2 separate regions of the Homo sapiens genome follow, and region 2 is linked to region 1. The links are chromatin contacts, found by Hi-C in ENCODE. All regions are on one chromosome and are shown on one strand. The core of a region is the stretch at or near the end of the contact, and the rest is flanking DNA. Distances in the headings are between cores, read along the strand shown. Region 1 holds the start of MCTP1 (multiple C2 and transmembrane domain containing 1). Region 2 overlaps RHOBTB3 (Rho related BTB domain containing 3).

Region 1 (4,245 bases), core at 343-2,842:
CTAATGTCTCCCAATTTCATTTAGAGGAAACATGGACTCTCACTCTGGCTATAGGACCCACTCCCTTAGCTGACCTTTTGTTTCACTACATCTCTTACCAACCCCACCCACCTTGCTCTACTCTATTTGGAGTGGTATCGTTCTGTCCTTGAATATGCCCAGTCAAGCTGCTTCCTGCCTCAGGACCTCTGTATCTGCTGTTCCTTCTACCTGAAATTCTACAGTCAGATCCGTCAATAGCTGGTTCTCTGTCCTCATTAAGTCTTAACTCAAAATTTTATCTTCTCAGAGAGACTCTCCCTGTACACATAATGTAAAAAACCAAAAACCTCTCCATATGGGGCTGCCAGATTTAGCAAACAAAAACATGACACCCAGTTAAATTTAAATTTCAGATAAATAATAGTATTTTAGTATAAGTATGTCCCATGCAATATTTGGGACATACATATACTAATATTATTCATTGTTTCTCTGAAAGTCAGTTTAATTGGGTGTCCTGCATTTTGTCTGGAAGCTCTTCCTCTGTAGCCACTCTGTTATGTGGTACCCTGCTTAACTGTTTCCATGGGACTTTTGCATATTAGAAATTCTGTTTATTGTCTCGCATCACCTCCCAACCCTCACCCTCACAATAAGCTCCATGTGGGTGGGACCCTGATGCCCTGTTCACAGCTGCATCCCCAGAGCCTATCACAGTGCCTGGTATATAGTAGGTGCTTAATAAATATTTGTTATAAAGGTAACAAAAACAAAACAAAACAAAAAACTTAGGTTGGTAACACCTCCAAAGCATACTGCTAGCTAGACAAGACTGATCAGTGTGCTACCGCAGCTTAGGGAACTCTCCCGTTTTCCCCATTTAGGAGGACGAAAGAGGCATTGTGTTGCTGGCCTTTCAGAAGTCTCTCCTAGCAGAATCAGAAGACCCTGGCTGAGCAGCTTTGGGAGAAGCAAAGTCTGAATGAGCTAAAAAGCCTTTTCCGTTTGCCTTGCAACAAGCAAATGAAGTAACCAAAGAAAAAATGCGCTTGAATGAAAAGAACAAGATTCTGTGCGTGCCGAATCGGATCAAAGGCAGTGCGCATCACCCATCTTCGTCCACCGTAAACTCCCTGCAACTTAAGGGCTGGCTTTATCGTCAGACTCCGGAAATGCTAGAACCTGATCATAAGAGACCAGTGCAGAGGCAAATAAAGAAAAGGGAGGGGTGGATGGGGATGAAGTCAAGACAGAAGAAATTAAACTCTCGTCTTGGACCCAGGGAGCGCAACGGGGCGGGGGCAGACGTCTTCAGCTTTAGAACTCCGTCGGGTTCATCGCTCAGTGTGGACGATCGGCGCCCCCACGAGACCCATCGAGGGCACATAGTTTCCACTCCAGCTCGCTTCATCCGACCCAGACGATCGCCAGCGCGGCCAGCGGCCAGCGCACAGCGAGCTGCCTGGGCAACTGTGGCCGGATCCTAGGGAGCAAGCTGGCTTCGGGCCCTACCTAGCTCCACCCGGCTCCTACCGGCCCTCCCACCTAGGAGCTGGAGGATGGTCCCGGGGCGCCCCAGGGGGACTGCTGGTCCCCGGAGTCTCCAGCCAGACGCGCCTTGTTGTGTGAGCCGCGTGCGCGCCCAATTTGGAGGCAGCCGCCCCCGCCGCTGACAGGTGCTGCCCAGAGGGCGCCGGGTGCGGTCCCTGGCGCAGCTGGACGCGCACGCCCCGGTGCGTGCAGCTTCCCGAGCTCGGTCAGAGAGAAGAGGGAGCCAGGGCGCGGCCTGGGGGACGCCAGTGGACTGGAGCCGCGGAGCTTCGAGGGAAAAACTTTGCAGGCGCCGCGGCCGGGATTCGGTTACGGCTCCAGCCCACCCCAGCAGGTGCGGGAGGAAGAGGCAGCGCCGGAGTCCCGAGGCCAGAGAGCCTCGGCGGCGGCGGCCGCTTCTTTCCCCCGAGCTGGCCTGAAGTCGCTGGGCACTCCCGGTTTCTGCTGCTGCGCCCGCCGCCGCCGCCGCCGCCACCGCCAGCGCCGCGGGGACCCGGGAGGAGGTGCAGCCGAAGAGGGAGGAGAAGCAGGAGGAGGAGGAGGAGGAGGAGGGGAGAGGAGGAGCAGGGGGTGGAGGATGGAGCCCCGGGCTGCCGCGGCGGGCGAGCCAGAGCCGCCGGCGGCGTCCTCCTCCTTCCAGGCCCGGCTCTGGAAGAACCTGCAGCTGGGGGTGGGCAGGAGCAAGGGCGGCGGGGGCGGGCGCGCTGGGGGTCCAGAGCGCCGCACTGCGGACACCCCGTCGCCCTCCCCGCCACCCCCGGTGGGCACAGGGAATGCACCGGCCAGGGGGAGTGGTGCAGGCAGCAGGTGGAGCGGCTTCAAGAAGCGGAAGCAAGTGCTGGACCGAGTCTTCTCCTCCTCGCAGCCCAACCTGTGCTGCTCGTCGCCGGAGCCCCTGGAGCCCGGCGGCGCCGGCAGAGCCGAGCAGGGGTCCACGCTACGCCGCCGGATCCGCGAGCATTTGCTCCCCGCCGTAAAGGGGCCCGCGGCGGCCTCGGGAGCAGCGGGAGGGACGCCTCCTGGCGGACGCTCCCCCGACTCAGCTCCTTCCTCTTCCTCCGCCTCATCCTCCCTGTCCTCCTCGCCCCAGCCTCCCCCGAGGGGGGACCGCGCCCGAGATGAGGGTGCACGGCGTCAGGGCCCCGGGGCGCACTTGTGCCACCAGAAGAGCTCCTCTCTGCCGGGCACCGCCTGCCTGGAGCAGCTGCTGGAGCCGCCGCCTCCTCCCGCAGAGCCGGCGCGGAGTCCCGCGGAGTCTCGGGCCCCGGAGACGGGCGAGGAGCACGGCAGCAGCCAGGTGAGTGCCGGTGGCGCGGCCGGAGACAAGGTGCGCGGGACCACGCCTCCCTCTTCAGGCGTTCACCACCCGGGGAGCGGGGGGCGGGGGCCGGGAGGCGGGAGGAGAAATGCTATTAATTCTAAGTAGATGAAACAGTCGAAAGAAAACATCTCGCTCTGGTTTAGCAAAGATGAAAGAGTTCTGACTTGCACCCGGACTTTACTTTTGGTAGAAATGATACCTGTCACCAGAAGCTTTCTGAGTAGTCAATGAAAAGTTAGACCTAAAGTGGGTACTTTTTAGAGTTCTCCTGAAAGGAGATGTCCAGCCAAATCTCATCTTGGCAAAAGAAAAAACTAACCCAATAACTTAAAAACAATTACGATCACGTGTGGTGGTGTGGAGAGGTACCATTGGAAGCAAATGGCTGGCGGGAAGAAATAGAAACGTGGAGAGGTAAATTATGGCACATGTGAGGTCCTGTGCCAGGGAAAGCATCATCTCAGGCCTGCATCCGGCACCCCTTTCTTAAACCTTCCTGCTGCAATTGGATCACCGCCCTTCAAGTGGACAGCGGGAGCGTCTCCTCCCAGTTAGTCAAATGCATATGTTCCTATGAGCCTTGTGAAGTTTTAATAGTCACCTGAAGCACTTGCTTTTTAAAGTATGCTGCTTTATACATCATGTTGATTGCTCAGACAAGAGTCAAGGTTTGTAAAAGTGCTTTTACTAGAAATTTTATGTGTGGGACCCACAATGTGTCCCACTGAATAGCCGTTTTTACTCCCTCAATTTCGAAGAGGCACTGCTCTTTTTGTAAATGTTTATCAAATCATTTTAATTCTAGAAAATATTTTGGAAGTTTCACTCTGCCAGAGACCTAAAGAACATTTTTCTCCCAATATATCTTAGTTTACTTACACTTTCTCATTGTTTTGACTCTGATTAATTATGTTAGATGAATGACACTTGCATTAAAACTTTAGTTATTAGTAGATTAAAAGCTCAGCTACAAAGAAACAGGCTGTGTTTGAAGGGTAAGATACGGGAATAGATAGGCTTTCAGTTGGAAGTTTTTATAGTTCATGGACTGATTTCTTAGTGTAGCTCCAGAAAGTAAAGCAGAATATGAATATGTTTTGTTCCTTAATAAACAAAATTGCTTGCTGTAAGCAAACACCTGATGATCCAGAAAAATATTTTATTCTCAGAAGAGTAAGTAGAGATAATAGTGACAAAAAGACCAAATACATTTACCTTTCCTGTCATCTTGAAAGTGAACTGGATAGAGCCCCTGTTTTTGGTTTTAAAAGTAAAGTGATAAATGGTTTTAGAAGAATGTTTTAAATTCAGTATAGATGAATACTATATATTAAAGGAAGTATTTATTTTTGAGCGTGTACATAATCCTAATGTAGAAGAATTTCAGAGTT
Region 2 (3,935 bases), core at 1,137-3,636, 500 kb before region 1:
TCCTTTCTTCTTCTTCTTTTTTTTTTTTTTTTTTTTTTTTGTAGAGACAGGTCTCACTATGTTGCCCAGGCTGGTCTTGAACTCCTGAGCTCAAATGATCCTCCTACTTTGGCCTCCCAAAGTGCTGGGATAACAGATGTGAGCCATCACACCCGGCCTATTATTCCATTTTAAAAAGAAGGGCCGGCGCAGTGGCTCACACCTGTAATCCCAGCACTTGGGGAGGCCGAGGTGGGCGGATCACGAGGTCAAGAAATCAAGTCCATCCTGGCGGACATGGTGAAACCTCATCTCTACTAAAAATAAAAAAAAATTAGCCAGGTGTGGTGGCGGGCGCCTGTAGTCCCAGCTACTGGGGAGGCTGAGGCAGGAAAATCACTAAAACCTGGGAGGCGAAGGTTGCAGTGAGCGGAGATCATGCCACTGCACTGCAGCCTGGGCAATAGAGCAATACTCCATCTCAAAAAAATAAAAATAAAAATAAAATAAAATAAAAATAAATAAATAAAATAAAAAAGTAAAAATAAAAAGAATCCAAGCCTTCATACTCAGAAGTGAATCTATTTTTTTTTAATTCTTCAGAAAAGGTGATTCTATAATTGCCCTTAAAAATTAATTCCAGGACTATCTGGTAAATCTTTCCGTTAGCTAAACTAGATCCTTGCCATTTTTTTTTCTTGACATTAGTCTTCAGGTTGGTTGGTTGGTTTGTTGTTTTGTTTTTATTATGATAAAATAAACATAACATGAAATTTACCATTTTAACCTTTTTTTTTTTTTTTTTTTTTTTTTGAGATGGAGTCTCACTCTGTCGTCCAGGCTGGAATGCAGTGGTGCGATCTTGGCTCACTGCAAGCTCCTCCTCCTGGGTTCACGCCATTCTCCTGCCTCAGCCTCCTGAGGAGCTGGGAGCACAGGCGCCCACCACCACGCCCGGCTAATTTTTTTTGTATTTTTTGTAAAGACGGGGTTTCACCGTGTTAGCCAGGATGGTCTCGATCTCCTGACCTTGTGATCCACCTGCCTCGGCCTTCCAAAGTGCTGGGATTACAGGCATGAGCCGCCACATCCGGCCCATTTTAACCACTTTTAAGTATATGATTCATTGGCATGAAGTACATTCACACTGCTGTGCAGTCATCACCACCACCATCTCCAGAACATGTTTCTTCTTCCCAAACTGAAACTCTGTACCCAATAAACACTAACTCCCTGTTTCCCCCTTTCCCCAGCCCCTGGCAACCACCCAATTTGGCTGGGGGTTTTTTCAATACTTCCCTAGAAATCTGGTTTTTCATGTAATTCTCGTTCTTATCCCTCCTTACATTCTTACATTCTTTTGTAGCTATGGAACCAAGAACACTGTGTATGGTGAATATTTAACATAATAACATTACCTGTCTTCTGTGATCTTCCCAATGCACAGATTCCAGTATCTGGCTTAACTTTTTGATTATTCATTTTGACTCATTTTTCCCTAACACACTTTTGCCAATTTTTAAAAATCCTATCATTATTACTGCTTTCCTCTGTAATATTTTCTAATTAGCAAGGTAAAACTTAATATTAGCAGCTTCAATTACTTGAGTGAGAGGATGACTGAAAATCAAATTTTCCTATTACTCCAAATCTGGTCAATTTGTAAATTTAATATACAGATTTGCCAACAATGAAATAATAAACAATAAGCTTTATTTCCAAAAAGAACAAATGCTTTCATTTTTATTAGGCAAAAATACTAAGTCTTTTTTTGAGACGGAGTCTCACTCGGTCACCCAAGCTTGAGTGTGGTGGCGCCATCTTGGCTCACTGCAACCTCTGCCTCACAGGTTCAAGCGATTCTCCTGCCTCTGCCTCCCGTGTAGCTGGGATTACAGGCACACGTCACCATGCCCAGCTAATTTTTGTATTTTTAGTAGAGACGGGGTTTCACCATGTTGGTCAGGCTGTTTTTGAACTGACTTCAGGTGATCTGCTCACCTCAGCCTTCCAAAGTGCTCAGATTACAGGCATGAGCTACGGCACCTGGCCGTAAGTCAGTCTTTAACACTGACAGAAACAACTGCAACTGGCTCCAAAATACTCTACAGAAAGCTGCAAGCCCAGAATTAATTTAATCAACACAAATACATTTGCTTCTTTTTGAACTTCTAAAATCTTTCACTAGAGGGCTCATGACTTGTTTAAAACTTATTTCAATACCCAGTGTAAGAAACCTTTCCATTCTAAAAATTAAAGCAGTGAATCTGAAGAGAGGTCTGGCTTGAAATGTGTGTTTGCTTTTTATGTTTATTAGGGTGCCTGACCAGGTTCTCTAATCAAGGTCTCAGGCTCCTGAACTGAGCTCCACGGGGCCGAATCTAGTTGTGCTTGTGGTGGGAGCCATCTGGTGGCCAAAGGCTGAAGACTACTCACAGAGGGCTTCCCTGCCAGCATCCCAAGCAAGGCTCCAGGCCTGTAGAAAAAATTTTGCTATTTCTTCAAGTGCCTCCAGCTAGAAGAACCCTGCTGGATCTGTTCCAACCTAGAGCTGTCACAGATGTTTGGTTCCTGGTCAAAGATAGTCCTTGGTCAGTGAATTTGGAAATGAATCCTACAGTCCACTGGGTATTCTAAACATCTCAAGAAAAGTTTTCAGAGAAGTCAGTTTGAGGAGTTTCTGACTTTAGCAGAAGTCAGAAGGAGGCCTTTACAAATCCCACATCCTCTGGGCAGAAGGAAGACCAAAAAAGTCTCAGAATATTGAAAGTCCTTAAAAGTGCCCCAATCAGAAGTCACAGACATCAAAGCAGTTGCGCAACCCTCCTCTTCTTGTGGAAGAGACAGCGCTCCAAGTAACAATCTGCCCCGATCTCTAGAATTACGGTAGCCATGGGTACCACAAGACACCTCCATTTCTAGTTGCCTACAGTGATCCCCATGCTGTAGGTGCTGGCTGGGACATGTGAACTTGTGCCGGCGTCGGAGACCCATAAAAGGCACCCAATCACTGCACTTCCACTTGAACTGAATGAAAATTCATTGTTGTTCCAGCACCACCTCTAATTGCTTAGTACATTCCGTGATGTCAACTAATAAATCTTAAATGAAAATAGATTCCACAGAGTGCAATTTAACAAAATGGGTGGCAAGGAAAGAAAGAATTCTGAGATACTATCAACATTTGTATTGCTAACCTGGGCAGCAGGAGTCTGTGTACAGGTATTCTAAAAATGACAAGAAAGTCTCTTTGGAAACACCATAAACGGGAATCAGGACACTCTTTGCTTCCATGTAATTACCATTAAACATGGCTGCCATCACTTCACAACGGGCCACCAGGATGGCCCTGTGGGCTGGCACTGTCGTACCTGAAAGGTTCAAAAGGGAAACAAGAAACAAGTGAGATAAACCTGCAGGGTTATTCCAGCAATTTTCCTTCTAATTAGACTACCACATTAGGGACAGCTAGGCTGATATGCAGAATCTGAATTTGGGAGTGATAACTACCATTAATCCAGAAACTTCTTAATTTTAAAGGGAGCAATAAAGAAAGTTCAGATGTTGACCTTGAAACCAACAATTTGCAAGTCAAGACAACAATTTGTTACTTAGTTTGTATTTCCAGAAATAGAAACACTGAAATGAAGTATTTTGCTTCATATTTTTATAATGAAACATCAATCCTTTCCAATTGGCTTGAAATATTAATAATACTACCCGTGCCCATGTGCCTCCCAAGAAAACAACCCCATTACCCTTCTGGGCCTGACTCACAGAACCATCTTGGCCATGCTTCCCCTTATCTGAAACAGGAAACTGTAAGAAGTAAACCATAAGCTGTCCGTACACCACAGTAGGAATAGCAAGAGGATCTCTTGTGGAGCCAAGGAGAGCATTTCAGACTTAATGAAAATCTGGAAGAGGATGACCTTAATCCCTGCAGTCTCCCCAGC

Evidence for each region. Hi-C counts contacts between places; a loop is a spot of excess contacts on that map. Pooled maps may share reads with other maps.
Region 2: a map of K562 shows a loop between it and region 1 (4-fold over the local background). The contact joins the enhancer-like site here to the promoter of MCTP1 in region 1. A Hi-C loop is called at or near these places in 1 of 168 maps with a recorded cell type or tissue (K562), 1 of 37 single-sample maps with no recorded cell type and 5 of 50 pooled maps.

Annotation. Positions count from the first base shown.
Region 1 is chr5:95,282,441-95,286,685 of GRCh38, reverse strand. It overlaps MCTP1 (multiple C2 and transmembrane domain containing 1), which reads left to right and starts at 1,592. Exons shown (of 23, transcript NM_024717.7): 1 at 1,592-2,830. The coding sequence starts at 2,111. RefSeq lists silencers at 2,244-2,303, 2,384-2,503.
Region 2 is chr5:95,779,667-95,783,601 of GRCh38, reverse strand. It overlaps RHOBTB3 (Rho related BTB domain containing 3), which reads right to left. Exons shown (of 12, transcript NM_014899.4): 9 at 3,177-3,350. Among named protein-coding and RNA genes, the nearest start is that of GLRX, 41 kb to the left of the region's middle. RefSeq lists an enhancer at 2,308-2,357. Within about 2 kb of position 2,386, at least 23 of the 41 ENCODE cell types and tissues checked have a DNase peak (open chromatin) inside an H3K27ac peak, as active enhancers do.